Regions from separate parts of the Homo sapiens genome. Here all the other regions are linked to region 4. A link is a contact called in ENCODE Hi-C data. All regions are on one chromosome and are shown on one strand. The core of a region is the stretch at or near the end of the contact, and the rest is flanking DNA. Distances in the headings are between cores, read along the strand shown. Region 1 holds the start of LINC01235 (long intergenic non-protein coding RNA 1235). Region 2 has its middle 140 kb from the start of LINC01235. Region 3 overlaps NFIB-AS1 (NFIB antisense RNA 1). Region 4 overlaps LOC101929507 (a long non-coding RNA gene).

Region 1 (3,801 bases), core at 1,100-3,599, 470 kb before region 4:
TTTAACTGAGTGGGGACAGTGTTCTGTGCTATTTCCAGGAAGTGTGTATTTTCTCAAATCACTTATGCTTTTTAATCTGTTGGACCTGGTCTATGTTTTGTGTTGATTTCTGGGCCTTCCAATCAAAATTAATTTTGCTATTCTTTCTGAGAGAACTTTTTAGAACGAAAAATGAACCTCTCATACAGTTGAAAGACAAGGACCAAAAGTGCTGTATTATACTTCTTGAATGGTTGAAATCTAGTTGGAACAAAACCCCCCAGCACTATTAAAAATATAATTTTAGGTGAAATTTCATTCCATATGAAGCATTAATTTTAATAGAGACTTATATATAAGCTCTCATTTGAATAATAATGTAAAATTAAATTTAAATTGTAAATAACGTCCAGATACTAGTTGTTTCCTGGCTCAAATTCTTTAGCACATATGGTGCTAGCATAAGCTTGTGCCTGTCTGCCTACTCTGGGTAATTTTGCATGCAAATAGTTTTAGTGCCTATGTTGAGGTGCTAAAACGTGTTTAGTACACTTGAAAATATTTGCATTGCAAAAGGAGAGCGAATCTCCTGAGGAAAATCAAATTGATATTTTGTATTAAGAGACCACTTTGGACACTGCGTGGTATTCTGCTAGGGAGAATTCTGTTTACAGTGCAGCTAGCATTTTTAATTGACCTTTAGAAAAGAAGGTCTGGCTTCAGCTTTGCCAGGTTTATAAACCGTTGGACCATCTTCTGGCAGCATTCACCACATTAATCAGTCAAGAGAGAAAGAGAAGGAAAGAATCTCCTTGCCTTGGCTGGACTGTAGTGTTTCATGCCTCAATTTGGTGGATTGGTAGGATAAATATGTTAATTATAATTAAAAGTTTCAGCTGGAATGTGCCTAACTAATTAGCTAACTAACTAACCAGCTAACTAAGGAAAGGCTTTAGTACAGTGGAGCGGTGGTGGGTGCTGGGTGTGAGGCCCCACACACTCTTCCATTTGCCTCACTCCCATCTGCTGCATTTATGGGAACCAGTTCGTTAAGAGTCTGAATTGAATCCAAATAAAATGCATTTCTGATGCAAGCCCGATGACTGGTGCCATTCTCCGCTGCATTATGTCAAATTAGAGTTTGTTTGGAAAAGAGGTTACAGGGATCCTACGTAAATGTCGCTTGCGCAGAACATCGATCAAATAAGAGTTATGCACAAATTTGCCATCTAATTCCTATAAATAAATTGAGCACCTCCCTCCTTGATTTTGCTCCTATTCACCATGAGTGATTAAAAAATTAGCACTCCTAATAATAAATAAAATTCAAGAGGCAAGCTAGTAAGAGGTTTGTGGAACTTTTCTTATAACAGTTATTTCAAAGTTTTTAGATAATTTTATTACAAGAACCAGTTCAGGTGTAGTATATCCCTATAAAATGAAAGTAAGTTCAAGGTCCGTAAGAGAAACAGATGATACTAGGTCTACAAGAGGAATTCAAATGTGAGACCCCTCTGTCTGCAACTCCCTCCTCTGTCGAGAAATGATGCCAGATGGAATCCTGATAACTCCCATTGTTAAAGCAGCTCTATCGCTTTCAGCCCAAGCACCATGCAAGAGTTACTACTATAGATGCTTCTATTGGCTAAAACGTGCTGCAGGATCCAGATTTTTCTGCATATTTTACTCCTTCGTGCTTAATATTCTTTCATCCCTGCCACTTCTCACAGTGTGCAAGGTGCAGTATTTTGTGTCAATGAATAGCCAGAGACAGGTAGCAGGCAAGAGCCAAAAGGAACTCATTATGAATACAAACCAGTAAGGAGGAGCTGACTTACTGTGCTACTGAAACTTTGCTTGCAATCTAGTTCCTTTAAAACAATCTTAAAAAAAAAAAAAAAAAAGCCTCCGTTGTCTGTGGGATCCTAGCACATCAATCAATCCATTAAGTAAGTAAATAAGGCAATAACTAAACAATAAATCATTTTGAATTTCACGCATGCACAAATCTTTTGATACATAAATGACAAGGTTTAGGTTCGGAGGCTACCACCTCTGTTCCAGTAGTTATCATACAAGATAAAGAGTTGTTTTTAAACTGTGGTGCATTGCTCATTCTGGTCCCCACATGATGGGGCTTCTTTCACCCCTTGGGTGGTGGTGTGTGTATGATGCACGGCCTGGGAGTTGTTTGTGTGTGTGTGTGGTGTGTAGCGGGGGCCATGCTGTTAGGGGGAAGCCTACCACACATTTCTGCCATCGCAGACGGTGGGCAAACAGCTGTCTCCACAGCTGAGACCACTGGAGCTGCTTGCGCTGCTCCAGTAACTCGAGAGCACACGGCTGGTCCCTGGATGGCACAGAGCACTGTGCCTGCAGCAAAGTGCCTGAGCTTTCCTGGGGCTGAGCGGGCGGGGTCTTTGCCACCAGACACAATAAGCATGTGAAATGGGGTTCATGAATTATTCATCCTTGGTGTCCTATGAAACAAAGAAATGATATGTTTGCTGGTAGATAACTGTGTTGTGGCATTTGTAAATCTTTTTGAATTTGGAGTTGATCATGTTTCTTGTGTTGGTGGGGAAATGTGTGTGTGTGTGTGTGTGCGTGCGTGTGTGTGCGTGTGTGTTTTTTCCCTAAAATAAAAATTTGGGAGTTCAACACAATAATCTTACAGCAAAGGTCTTCCATGAAATATTGCATGGATTATACTATTTTGGCTCATGATTTACGGATTTTAAAAATCTCATTCAGTGAAAAGGGATGTTAAAATGGTTTCACTGCAATAAACTACAGCAAGATACCAGGTTCTCAAGGAGTTTATTTTTCTCCTTAGTAGGCATCCAGCCCACTTTTGTTAATGCAAGTTTCATTACTGTGGACTAGAGAACAGTGGTGCCTTCAGCATGACACTACAGCATCGGGAGGAATGATTCTTCACTTTCACTAAAATATTAGTAAAAATGATACTTTGGCGAATTGAGCCCTAAATTGTGTTAGTGACAGTTAAATACCCACTAATTTAACACCAGTTAAACTGGCAATAAAATGACCCCCAACTGAGTTAAGCCACCATCCTATTCCTGCACAATAGCTCCAGCCCTAATGCCAGTGATCTATAAAGCCACTGGGTAGAGTTTATGCATTTGCATAACAAATATTTCTGGAGTGTTGTATAAAGTAGCTAGCTACTCAAACTTATCATAATTGTTATTTATAATTATCATCTGCATATTCCTTTCATTTATTCTTTAATATCTCAAAGAAAATAAAATGATTTAATAGTTCTTCATTATCTTTGAAACACAACCTGGTGAAACATATCATGGTAATGTTCACTGTCATCTCTTCAATAATTATCTCAGGTCTGTCTTCCAGTAGTCACTCATGCTTTCTCCATCACACTTTTTTTTTTGCAGTATCTCCTCGCAGTCTCCCTACCTTTCAGGTTGCCTGTGAAGTACTGTGTATCCATAAACCTCCCACAATCTGATATGTTTGGCAGAGAAAATCAGGGAAAAGGCACGTTGATTGTGCTGAAAGAAAAAAAACAAGCAAAAACAAAATATGGATCTGCCAATTACATGCTGGAGTGAAAATACAATTCCTTCTTGCTTTCAGGTGAGGGAGTTGGCAGGTGGGGTGTGAATTGGTAGGTAGTAGGACTTTCAGTAAAAAGAAGTGTAGCAAATGCTGTATGATGGGTGTTTTTTGGATTTTTTGTTGTTATTTGTTTCCTTAAGCCCCAATAGTGTACCAGATAGTAGACTCAAGATATATATATATATATATATATATATATATATATATATATATATGCAC
Region 2 (3,866 bases), core at 267-2,766, 320 kb before region 4:
TTGGCTGTAAGTATTTGGCTTTATTTCTGGGTACTCAATTCTGTTCCATTGGTCTATGTGCATATTTTTATACTAGTACCATGCTGTTTTGTTGATCTTATAGTATAGTTTAAAGTCAGGTAATGTGATGCCCCAGATTTGTTCTTTTTGCTTAGTCTTACTTTGGCTATGCAGGCTCTTTTTTGGTTCCATATAAATTTTAGCATTGTTTTTCTAGTTCTTTGAAGAATGATGGTGGTATTTTGATAGGAATTGCATTGAAATTGTAGATTGCTTTTGGCAGTACGGTCATTTTCAAAATATTGATTCTACCCATCCATGAGCATGGGATGTGTTTCCATTTGTTTGTGTCATCTATGATTTCTTTCAGCAGTGTTTTGTAGTTTTCCTTGTAGAGGTCTTTCACCTCCTTGGTTAGGTATATTCCTAAGTTTTTGTTTCTGTTTTTGCAGCTATTGTAAAAGGGACTGGGTTCTTGGTTTGATTTTCAGCTTGGTTGCTGTTGGTGTATAGCAGAGATACTGATTTGTGTCCATTAATTTTGTGTCCTGAAACTTTGCTGAACTCATTTACTAGTTCTAGGAGCTTTTTGGATGAGTTTTTAGGGTTCTCTAGGTATATGATCATATCAACAGCCAACAGTGACAGTCTGACTTCCTCTTTTCTGACTTGGATGCCCTTGATTTCTTTCTCTTATCTGATTGCTCTGGCTAGGATTTCCAGTAATATGTTGAATAGAAGTGGTGAAAGTGGGCATCCTTGTCTTGTTCCAGTTCTCAGGGGGAATGCTTTCAACTTTTCCCCATTCAATATAATGTTGGCTGTGGGTTTGTCATAAACGGCTTTTATTACCTTAAGTTATGTCCTTTGACATTGAATCCTTACTATGAATGGGTCCGATTGTAACTAGACATTTCAGTAGACTCAAAATTTAGTGGTCATGAGATGGAAGCAAAAAACATTGTCTAAGACAAACACATGTATTCTGAATATAATTACAAGCGAGAAATTTCTGGACAAATCTCCTAAAAAGGACTCAATGAAATGTAATAAATAATATTCCTAATGATATAATTGTAGAAGGTATGTGTAACAGTTTCACAGAGCTGTTTCATTAAATGTTTTTTGTACTTGGTATTAGAGGTATTAAAACATGTAAGATAGACCTTGCTATCAAGGAATCACAAAGAAAGAGAAATCTACATTAGAAAAATCAGTGCCATTCACTAAGATAAGTTGAACAAGAGAAGGAGGTTGCATAGTGCAGTGGGGCACAGAGGAGAAAGTGATCATTCCCACTGAGTGGGCCAAGGATGCCTTCTTGGAAGACAGAGCACCAGATCTCCTGCATTTCTTCGACAATTTTTATCAATTGTCAACTATGTGGTAGGCAAGATGTTAGGTGCTAAAACTATGATGATGAAGAGAACAATGTCTTTGTATTTATAAGTAGACAAGGCCTTTAAGAGCATTTCAGTAAGAAAGACTCTCCCTTGTTTGTGAGTCATTCCCCGCCCCCCAACTGTGAACCTTTAATAACAACAGATCTCTTGCTTGCCACTGCCTTCTGAAAAGGAACATGGAACAATATCAGGAACTGCATGAGATGCTCTAGCCACTGTGCAAAGCTGCCAGAGGCCTTGGGAAAGGAAGTAGATAAGAAATAGGCTTCTAGGAATGCATGGGATGCCTCTACTTTGGACATAGGGAGGAGTGACTGAACCAGGACAAAACAAAGACCTGAATGTTTGGCATCTAGGAAGGCCAGCAGATATTACTGACCTCCAATTGAAATAACATGCTGGGAAATAGACATGAAAGTCATCTTTTTACAGCAAAGAAAAAAGAATATGCAACTCCTTTCCCTTATTTCTGAATAATTGAGATGAGCCAAGTTAATCCTACTGTCAGGGTGGGTATCTTGATTTTTCCAGTGACCAAGCTTCTGAGATACTTCCCACTGGTAGTGAACTGTTAGACCAAAAAAAAGTCAATATTAGTACAAATAACTCTTTGTTATTGCCTGTATAAATAATGCTCTAATATATTTCATTTAATATTTCCATGTGTGATTTTTTTTGCTGTATATAAAAGCAATACTCCTCAATTAGTCAGCATGCCTTGGAGGATAACAGCATATGCTATTTGCAAGGAAGTACTTGGCACTAAGAGGCAGCACAGAAATATTCAGTAGAGATTCCATTAGTCTGATGCTCAAAAAAGGGAGACAAGGTGCACTCATAAAACAATAAAACAACATATTATAATAAGTTACAGTTATATGATAAGTGTTATATGCACAGTATAGAAAATAGCTTATTGACAAAATGAGAGGAAGAAATCACTGGAGCAAGAAGAATCAAGAAAGATTTTATAAAAATTGGGACCTGAAGAGTGGGAAGAATTTAGATGGGAAGGACATCAGGCAGAAGCATTTCAGATCAGAAGAGAAAAGCTTATAAAGGTGTAGAAAAATAACTTTAAAAAATAGCATATGCAAATCTGGGAAGCAGAAGATGAACTATTAACACAATTGCCAAAAGAGATCTGTCTCTGTCTGTCTGTCTCTCTCTCTTTCTCTCCCCACCACCTCCTTCCCTGACACACACACACACACACACACACACACACACACACACGCCCGCACGCACGCATGCACGCATTCTTGGGAAGTTTGAAACCTTTGAGAAAGTAAATAGATGTAGATTCATAATGAAATATCCATCCTTATTAACAAACATCTGTCAATATACATTCCTTCAAAGGCATAAACATTACCAAATGAAAACTCATACAAACAATCCTCCAGGAAAAAAATAGCTTAATGCCAAATACGTCAATGCTGGTAGGTTAATTCTAGATAGATATGGTGTAAAACAGTAATTATCAGGGAGTTGAACCTGAATAAACCACATTCTTTGTTAAATTCAAACCCGATTAGTAGTACTAAATATCAGACTAAATCAAAATTTTTGTTACAAATAAAACCTAGCGTTTGTTTTCACATGTTTGCTTTAAATATATGCTGGAATATATTCTCTGAAACAAACTGGCATATCTTCTATTTTGGTCTCAAACAGAAAATTCTACCATAGTTTTTAAAATGTTAAATGATACACACACACACACACACACACACACACACACACACGATCTTCAGAGAAGTTAAGTTGCACAAGATCACACGTCAAAACAACTCTTTATGGCTACAGCACCCTGTGCTTTAAGTTATAAGAGTGAAAATCTCTTATAAAAGTAAAAATCTAAAGTTGTGTGCCAGAACCCCAGGGGAGCCTTTTGCATGCAAATGCCAGAACTAGCCCCAGATCCATTGAATCAGAATCGCCAGAATGGGGCCCAGATGTGCAGATTATTTTTAAAAAGTACTCTTTTAAGATATTGATGCATATCCCTATTTAAGATGCTGCCTACCAAAACTACAAAACAAATGAATGCATGAATGAATGAATACATCAATCAATAAAGGAATAGGGGCCCAAGTTTGTCACTGAAGTTTAGCAAGACAAGATGGAGAAATATTAATCTTTGTACCTTTCTTCCTCTGCCTCACTTCCCAACGGTCTTTTAATTAATCAGAACTCTACATTGCCCGAAGGAAAACTTGGATTGTAATAGCAGGGAAAAAGACACAATTTATGTTTATTTTTAGTGTTTCAATTAGGCTCTAGAGAATCACAAAGGCCTGGAGAGCAACAGCGTTGACTGGAAGAGAATGGGAAAAAGGAGGAGGGATTGCTACCCTTCCTAGGGTGTTCATGTAGGACACAGGCAATGGGTGAGGAAGTGGGGAATAAGACAGACATCCAACTAGCTCCTGCTAATATGGCACAGAATGAAACACGTTG
Region 3 (3,988 bases), core at 91-2,590, 450 kb after region 4:
GGCACGCACGCACGGGTGGGCTTTCCCCAGGAGGGTCGTTTGGCGGCCCCGGGGACCCTCCTGGGCCTGGGAAACCCGGAGTATTTTCCAGCGCTCAGCCTCGGTGCCTCTGTATTATTTCGGTTCAGTCCCAGGGGCCCCGACCCAAGGATAATAAACAATGCCGCTTATTAGAGATACAAACGGGCACAGAAAAGAACCACACGGAAAAGCAAAGCACAGAGGCATTTTAACAAGTGGTTAGGCATTCAGGGCAGCCTGCGAAAGTGACGCAAAATTAAAAACGAAGGGCGTTTCTCTAAGAAAAAAACAGACTTTCACAGAATGCAGATTTTGTTAAAACATGATGGTTGGAACTACGTTTAGTTTGGTTTTGCCTCTGGAGATCAGTCGGAGTTGTTGCTACCTGCCCTTGCCTCGCTGCAAATCGCCACCCCCGCTGCCCCCAATTCCTATAGGGCGAAAGACCTGGGTGGGGTGGGGGGGGAAGTTGGGGGTCTTCTAGCTGTTGGCATGCTCTGATACCGTTATTCCAGATCTCTCAAGAATTGAAAACACGACCTCCTCTTTAGGGAGGGACAACAGGGGCTTTAGGGGGAGATGTATAATATCAGGCGCTGCCAGATGATTCAGAGATACAAAAAAAATTCCTCTTTCTTTTTAAAATGTAAATGCAGATACCTTATGGGCGCTGATCGTGAGAGTGGGGGCTAGGGATTCCTCCCTGGGTGCGGGTGTAACCAATTTCTGGTCTGCCGATGGCCTTGGGAAAGGGCCTCCCATCTGCTTCCAACAACCCCCTTACAATGTCAGAAAATCTTCCTGCCTGCAAATATTGGCACAAAGCTGTTTCGACAGGCGGTGCTGCTTTAAATAGGAAGGAGACCGCGGGGCAAAAGAAAGTCGCGACCTTTCTACCCACTAGACTACCTGCCTCCTATCCCCCAAAGGCCAAGCTTTGGCAAAGGAGACTCGGAGGGAAATCTCCCGTTCTGAGTGGCGTAGGAAATGAATCAGCTGTGTGTTCCAGGAACAAATCTTTAGTTGGTTTTCAGGAGTTGGAGTGCATAAAAAATAGGTATCCCCAGACTAGCTGCTAAGCAGGGAGAGGATCATGTTTGGGCATCTGCACCTCCTATGGTCCAGTCTCCCCACTTTTTTTGGTTGTTGTTAAGATAAAGTTTATGCTGGAAGAAACTTCAGAGGTGCTTTAGCCCAATTCTCTTGGGCAGTGGGTTCCTTCTGACTTTGCCGAAAGTAATTTGTCCAAAGGGCAGCTCTGCTCCTGGATCTGCCTAGGGAGGCCTGGTCTCAACAGCGCCAGCCCTGTGCCCCATACAGAACTCTCATCCTAGGGAGCTGGGCTAGGGCTGGCTGTGTCCGGGCCAGGGATGCCTGGACCTTGAATCACACCCCTTCTGCCTACCAAGGGCATCTCCCCTGTCAGGAAATGATCGTGGTGCCAACTGCACTCAAGGAACACCTCAAACCTTCTTTTCTCACCTCCCATCCTACGCTGATGGCCCTATACTGTTCACACATTGTTTCCTGATTTAATTTCTGTACTTGCTTTAGAACTTATTCAGCTATCTCCAGCCCTTTCTGTCTATCCTAGATGACAACTTCTCCTAGAAAGAGTTTCTGTCTGATGAACTCAAACTTAAGAAGCCTCCCTTGCAAAGACTGTGACTGAATTTTAGAAGGTATCTCAGGCATTTTGGGTGGTGAGCATGTTGTCCTGTCCTTCTCACCATTTTTCAAATCAAGTGGCTTGTGTCTCATTGCTTTACAGATAAAGAAACTGAGGCACAGATTCCTTCCTATGCAGGCCTTTGAAAAGCAGCTACTATGTTTACATAGATTCCAAGGGACTTGACTTACTAAAAGGCATACATGGATCTGAGAGCAGAGTGTGCCACAGACCCCGGGTCTCTTGATTTGAGGTCCCATTTGCCCACAGTTCTGACGGAAGTATATAGCTAACAATAAACTACTGTTGAGTGAGCATCAACTGTGCACCAGACCACGTACCATGCCAGATATGTTACATAAGTCATCTTTGCAGCAACGCTAAAGAGCATCATTAACCCCAATAAAATTTTAAAAATAAAATCATAAAAGGAACACATGCGTAAATCCAGATACTTCAAATAATAGAAAACAGCATAAAATGAAAGTAAAAGTCTCCTACCCTGCTCCGTCTCCTGGAATTACACTGATTTTTTCATTTTTTTTTGGTGATGTATTTGTATATATAATAGATGTTATCATTATTTTATGAGTGTGGAGTTGGGAGGCTCACCACCAAGATAACAAACCATGGCTACCTGTCTCCGGGCTCAGCACTTCCCGGTACTCTACATTAGCTAAGATGAACGTGGAAATAAAGAAGTGAGCGAGGCCACAGGTAAAAAGAAGAGTCGGGTCAGAATTGACATCACCGCTTCTTTTGCACTGTTCCTCCTGCCCCTGCCTGGCTCCTGAGACCACAGGCTCCCTCAGTGTATGTAATCTGATGATCTTCTATGGTGGCTGCATTTCTTCCAGGCCTTGGTGCAATTGGACAAGCAAGTGTTTCCATGCTCTGTCACCCGGGCCCTCAGTGCTGTTTCTACGCTGTACTAGGTCTGGTCCTGAGGCAAGCCTCTAAGCTTTAGATTTCACTGCTTATCTCTCAGCGTTGTTGAGAGGCTCCAATAACAGACAGGGAAAGGACTGTGTAAACTTGGAATCTCTCTATGTAAACATACAGCTGCTTTTCAAAGGCCTGCATAGGAAGGACCCTGTAGCCTTTCCCTCTGGAACAGAGGAGTTTCAGGAGTCTTTGTGAAAGAGTACGTTTTTGACATCTGAGGGTTTGCATTGTGTCCGTTTGTGTCTATAGGGGCAGGGTTAGGAGTATGTCTTAAAGTAGAAGAGGATGCTCATTTATTACTGAATCTTTGGAATCAGGAGACTTTGGCAAGGGTCAAGTGGATTTCTTTCTGCTGGAGGGCACACAGAGGCAAGCTGGTGGGGTTACAAGGAGGCAGTTATCCTGCTTGGGGTGCACCATGGGTTGGTGAGAATGGCAGAGGTATGGTGAAGGTGCTGCAGCCTGTCCCTTTGGGTAGGTAGCTACTACCAAAGGCTGTCCTTAGACTGTAGGGGCAGACAGAGGGTGGTGAGGGATAGGTCCAGGCCGCGTGAGCTTCCCAGACATGTTATTTAATTTGTGATTGTTTTTGTGCGTGGAAAGGGGAGGGATATTAGAGGATAGATGTGACAGTTCTTCTGGGAAGCTGGTCCTGTTCTATAGGGTTCTTCATTCAGGAAGAATAGCCAAAAACATCCTGAGTTCAGAGGCCTGCAAGTGAGAACAAATGGTGGACCACTGCTAGGGTGTCCTTGGCAGAGCGGGGGAGCTCCTGGAGAGGGGTCTCTGAACTGCTGCATCCCTGCACCCTGAGAATCTGAGCATGAGGAGGAAGCAGAAAATGGCTTTAAGGCGAATGAAGGGGGCTGGGGAGTGGGCTGGTTCCAATGAGAGAAACTGAAAGGAGGGAAGTCAGATTTTTCTTGACGGCCCAGTCTGGCTTCATTCTTCAATACCTGTCAGGACAAAGGCTGCTGCGCCCCCTGGTGTCCGACTGGCCGCCGATGCCTGCGAGCTGACGTGGAGACCCGCAGGCGGTGAGACCCGGGGACCAGCTGGAGGAGTCCACGGGTCAGATGCCTTTTCTTCCATTTGCTAAGGGAGTTGAAGTTGAAATAGCCGTTGCTTTGTCCGTTCTAGAGTCCAAATAGAGACTCTAGTGGAGAGCGAGAGGGGTTTTGTCTTTTTTTTTTTTTTTTTTTGCATGCAATTGAGGCTGACAGGACAATGCCTGTTTAGAAGTAGCCTGGTGCAGTGGAAAGTACGCTCATCTGAAAGAAAAGACCTGCATTTTAGGTGGAGAGCTGATCTGGGGCAAATCACTTAAAATGTTCCAACCTCCCCTTCCTTCTC
Region 4 (4,163 bases), core at 792-3,291:
AAATGCTTTTAGATATAGGCTTAGCTGCTTACTTACAAAAAAGAGTAGGAAGCATGAAGTAGCAGCATACAAAATCAAAGAGGTGGTCAACTGGGAAACACACACCAAAATAGAAGAAATATAGCAAAGCCAGCCGCTCCAGCATTTCAGCAAGACCCCACTCCCTGTATCCTGGGTTATAACTCTTCCTGAGTATTGCTGGCCTTTCTTATAAGGGTGATTGGAACAAGGAACCTAGCTGTATTCATCTTCTTACCTCTACAGCAGCATTTAAGTTCCAAGACTAGAAACTTAATATTTGATGAATGAATGAACAAAGGAGTGAATAGAATGGCAAATAACATGAAAGAAGATAGCAGGAGAGTTAGAACAGGAGAGGACAAGACGACGACAAAAGTTTCCGTTGTTTCCACCAAGAGCAACACAACTTTGCCTGAGAGCCTGAGCAAGTTTTCTTCACACCTGGCCATCATACAGTGTTTTTACAGACAAAAGATCAGCACTGCTTCCCTCTGTTTTCTTCCCCTGCTTCCCTCCCTTTCTTTTCAAACTAGGAAAGTTTGTATAAGTATGTTACTGCACAGACCACTGGGCAAATGGCCAACTGTCCTCTGGGGAAAAGCCAAACCTGATTCTCATTTTAAAGCGATACTGACTTTTATGGCCCGAGATTACTGTAATCAGAGAATATACATTGAGCTTGAACTCTCTCAGACATGTCCAAATCTTTACACTATAGAAGGTAGATCTTTCCAGTCTGAAATTTTTAAGTCAATATAATCATATGAACCCTGTTGTCAATATATGAAAAATAAAGAGATGTTCACCACGGGACCTTCATCTGCAAAGTCTTCTCTGACTTCCCTCAACTAGATTATAATCCTTCCTTCTTCTTAAGTCCAGTAGCACTTTAACTACATTCTCTTATAGCTTGCCACTTTCTACTTGGTGTTGTTATGCGGATGCATGTCTAATCAACTCAACTAGAGTCATGCTACTTGAGGGCAATAGCCCCTGCAAAAGCTTGAGAGTGCTTTATTCTTGTCTATAGAAGGCCCTCATAATTTTTGTTTATTTATATATAAGTAAATCTATTCTGATTGTAGTTCAGTTAAACCATTGATCAAAAGAACCCCTACCAATATCTTATATCCTAACATGTTTTGAGTTAACCATAATAGTTAACTCTCCTCGAGGGCTCATTTTATGCCCAGTGATACACTAAGTGCTTCTTTATTTCCATTTTTCCATGTTAACCCTCACTGGAACTCTCTTAGGTAGTCTTATCCCCTTTACAATTGAGGCAGCTGAAGTTTAAAGAATGAATTAACTTGCCCAAGCTCACCCTACTAGGGAATTGGCAAAACTGGGATTGAACCCAGGACGTTTGTTTCCAAATTCCACATTCACGGCTATTGTATAATCCTACTTCCTCGTCAGCTGAGTAAGGCCTTCCGGTCCTTATTCCAAAAATCATTTCTTAGAAGAAAACTAGGCTCAACAGGCAGCCAGATGCAGCTGTCAGAAAAAGCAAGATACTTCCTCACAAAAAGAAACACATTCTTCCAGGGCTTTAAATGCTGCCTCGCACCAGAAGTCCCAGTACCCTTGAAGGGAGGGTGACAGTAAGTCAGGCTTAAACCCAGGGTGACCTGGAAGCCCAGATAAACTGCAAGCTCCTGTGATACCCGAAAGGCTATTGTGTTGGCAATTTATCATCTAGGAAGCCGAGTTTTTGTTTTTGCACAGGAAATGCACTTCAAAGCTCCTGCTCTAACTGAAATACATCTTTCATAACTTAATTTACCCAGATTTATTTTTCATGAGCCATGTACTTTTTTTCAGAGAGATTTTTTTTTAACATTTCCTTATATGTAATTTTCTTAAATATTCAAGGCCTTGAGCTATTGTGTAGAAAAAAATTATGCTTAAGAGAGGTTAGAGTCTACATTTAGGCTCACAGTTAACATCGAAACACAACAGGTATGAATTATTACCCAATCTTTCAGGCTCTAACGTGTCTTCTTGCTTAATTGGAGCAATAAGTCCTAGGATTCACTGGGGATTTTTTCCTGATTGACGTCACCCGTCATTCTTGAAGCAAGATACTTACAAAGAGATCCTCAAAACAATGGAATATTTATTCATGTGCACTAACATATCCCCAGGTGTCAGGAAATCTGCAGCCCTGGGAATGAATCTTCTTTGTCCCAAAAAATGCCCTGTGGGCTGTGTTACTTTCTTGCTTTTTATTCAAAGCTTCGAATGAATGAAATGTTGGTGAAATTTTGAGGAGGTTCAGATTTGTTTTGGTACAGTGGGATGTGGCTTTTTTTTTTTTCTTTTTGCCTTTGCTCTCTCTTCCAGGGAATACCTGAGACTCTCTGGCCTTATCAGTGTCAAAAATTACTTTCTTAAAAAATCTTTTTTGGACTCAAGCCAGAGTTGCCTTTTAAGCATTTGAGGGGTGAGAGGTTTTGTTCCCTGTTAAAGGCCTTTTGAGCACTGCTGAGCACGTGGAGTAAGACTTTGGGGTTTGGGATTCCTTGGTAGAATCTCCAAAAGAACATTACCCAGGAAGCAACACAGTCACCCTGGGCATGAGACAAGAACAGGAACAGCACAGACATCATCAAAAAAAATTCTTTTTGCATAATAAATTGAATAATAAGATAATTTTGAATATTTACTATGTGTCAGTCACTGTTCCAGGGCCTTAGTTGTGTTACCATGTTCAATCCCAGTAATAACGCTCTGAGAGGAGGACTCTTCTTACTCTCATTTTACAGATGATTTAAGTAATCACCCAAGGTTACACAAGTAGCAACTGCTGGAGCGAGGATTACAAAACAAAAGTAGAGGAGATGCCATGTTAGAAGTATTATCTGTTTGATCCCTTTCATTCACTGTTAAATTGACTCACGGAAGGAGGAAGGAAATACATGAAGTGTAACATGAAGCTTTCTCAGTTACTTATCCACCATTTTGTCTTCTCTTTAAAATGTAAAAATAGACTCTCTTGCCTGCTCCCTCACCAAGCCCCACTTAAGTCTAGAATGTCTTGGGTAAGTTTTATTGAGGTGATTTACATTTTGTTTTTAGGAAGACCAGAAATTGTCCACTGCCAAGACATAATGAGAGGTTGTATTTGCCTAGAATCTTCCTTGATGAGGTGCAAAGGTAATTGTCAGATAGCACTAACTGGCTCTTTGATATCAGTTTAGGAAGTGCTGCACAATGTTGTTCCATTCCTTTTGCTGTGGAGGATGATGAAAAGTTGAGATCTAGAAGGGTACTTTTTGGAAGATTGGCCAACTACTTGCTCACTTTTTTCAAAAACAAATAATCCATTAGCAAGCACAGTAGTCCCCCTTATCCACGATTTCAACTACCTGTGTTCAACTGCAGTCCAAAAATAGGTGAGTACAGCGCAATATTTTCAGAGAGACCATATTCATATAACCTTTATTAAAGTATATTGTTATATTTATTATTATTGTTGTGAATCTCTTACTGTGCCTAATGTGTAAATTAAACTTCATCATAGGTATGTATATAGGAAAAACACATAGTATATAGTCAGGTATTATGTACAATTTCAGACGTCTACTGGGGGTCTTGGAACACATCCCCTGCTGATAAGGGGGTACTACTGTATACTTGGAATCCTTGTAAGTCCAAAGTCCAGTGCTAGGCTTTAGGAGGGAAAGAGGAAAAAAATCGAAAAAGACAGAAAGGAAGAAAGGAGGGCAGGGGGAGAGAAGGAGAGGAGAGGAGGAGAGAAAGAGAAAGAGAGAAAGAAAGAGTAAGAGAGAGAGAAAGACATAGAGAAAGAGAGAAAGAGGGAGAGAGAGAAAGAGAGGGAGAGAGAAAAAGAGAGAAGAGAGAAAAAGAGAAAGAAAGAGTAAGAGAGAGAAAGACATAGAGAAAGAGAGAAAGAGGGAGAGAGAGAGAGAAAAAAAGAGAAGGAGAGAAAGAGAGAGAGAGAGAAAGAGAGAAAAAGAAAAATAGACAAAGAGAGAGAGAAAGAAAAGAAGGAAAGGAAAGGAAAAAGAAAAAGGAAAAAGGGAAATGGAAAAGGAAAAGGGCAGAGTGGAGAGAAGGGAGCAGAGAAAAGAAAAACTCTTTAGAAACATCCACAAGAATCTGAAATACCTTTTCAG

Evidence for each region. Hi-C counts contacts between places; a loop is a spot of excess contacts on that map. Pooled maps may share reads with other maps.
Region 1: a pooled map shows a loop between it and region 4 (2.2-fold over the local background). The contact joins the promoter of LINC01235 here to the enhancer-like site in region 4. A Hi-C loop is called at or near these places in 1 of 50 pooled maps.
Region 2: a pooled map of heart left ventricle shows a loop between it and region 4 (2.0-fold over the local background). The contact joins two enhancer-like sites. A Hi-C loop is called at or near these places in 1 of 168 maps with a recorded cell type or tissue (aorta) and 1 of 50 pooled maps.
Region 3: a map of heart right ventricle shows a loop between it and region 4 (2.4-fold over the local background). The contact joins two enhancer-like sites. A Hi-C loop is called at or near these places in 9 of 168 maps with a recorded cell type or tissue (OCI-LY7, aorta, cardiac septum and 4 more), 1 of 37 single-sample maps with no recorded cell type and 9 of 50 pooled maps.

What each region holds. Positions count from the first base shown.
Region 1 is chr9:13,428,980-13,432,780 of GRCh38, forward strand. It overlaps LINC01235 (long intergenic non-protein coding RNA 1235), which reads right to left and starts at 2,350. Exons shown (of 3, transcript NR_033863.1): 1 at 2,224-2,350.
Region 2 is chr9:13,574,164-13,578,029 of GRCh38, forward strand. No RefSeq gene overlaps it. Among named protein-coding and RNA genes, the nearest start is that of LINC01235, 140 kb to the left of the region's middle. RefSeq lists a silencer at 1,427-1,721. Within about 2 kb of position 1,517, at least 3 of the 41 ENCODE cell types and tissues checked have a DNase peak (open chromatin) inside an H3K27ac peak, as active enhancers do.
Region 3 is chr9:14,350,036-14,354,023 of GRCh38, forward strand. The region is part of intron 1 of NFIB-AS1 (NFIB antisense RNA 1); the gene reads left to right. It also overlaps a transcript of NFIB not described here. Among named protein-coding and RNA genes, the nearest start is that of NFIB-AS1, 35 kb to the left of the region's middle. Within about 2 kb of position 1,341, at least 10 of the 41 ENCODE cell types and tissues checked have a DNase peak (open chromatin) inside an H3K27ac peak, as active enhancers do; they include heart right ventricle, where a contact is called at or near this core.
Region 4 is chr9:13,898,555-13,902,717 of GRCh38, forward strand. All of the region lies in intron 6 of LOC101929507 (a long non-coding RNA gene), which reads right to left. Among named protein-coding and RNA genes, the nearest start is that of LINC00583, 27 kb to the right of the region's middle. Within about 2 kb of position 2,042, at least 5 of the 41 ENCODE cell types and tissues checked have a DNase peak (open chromatin) inside an H3K27ac peak, as active enhancers do; they include heart right ventricle, where a contact is called at or near this core.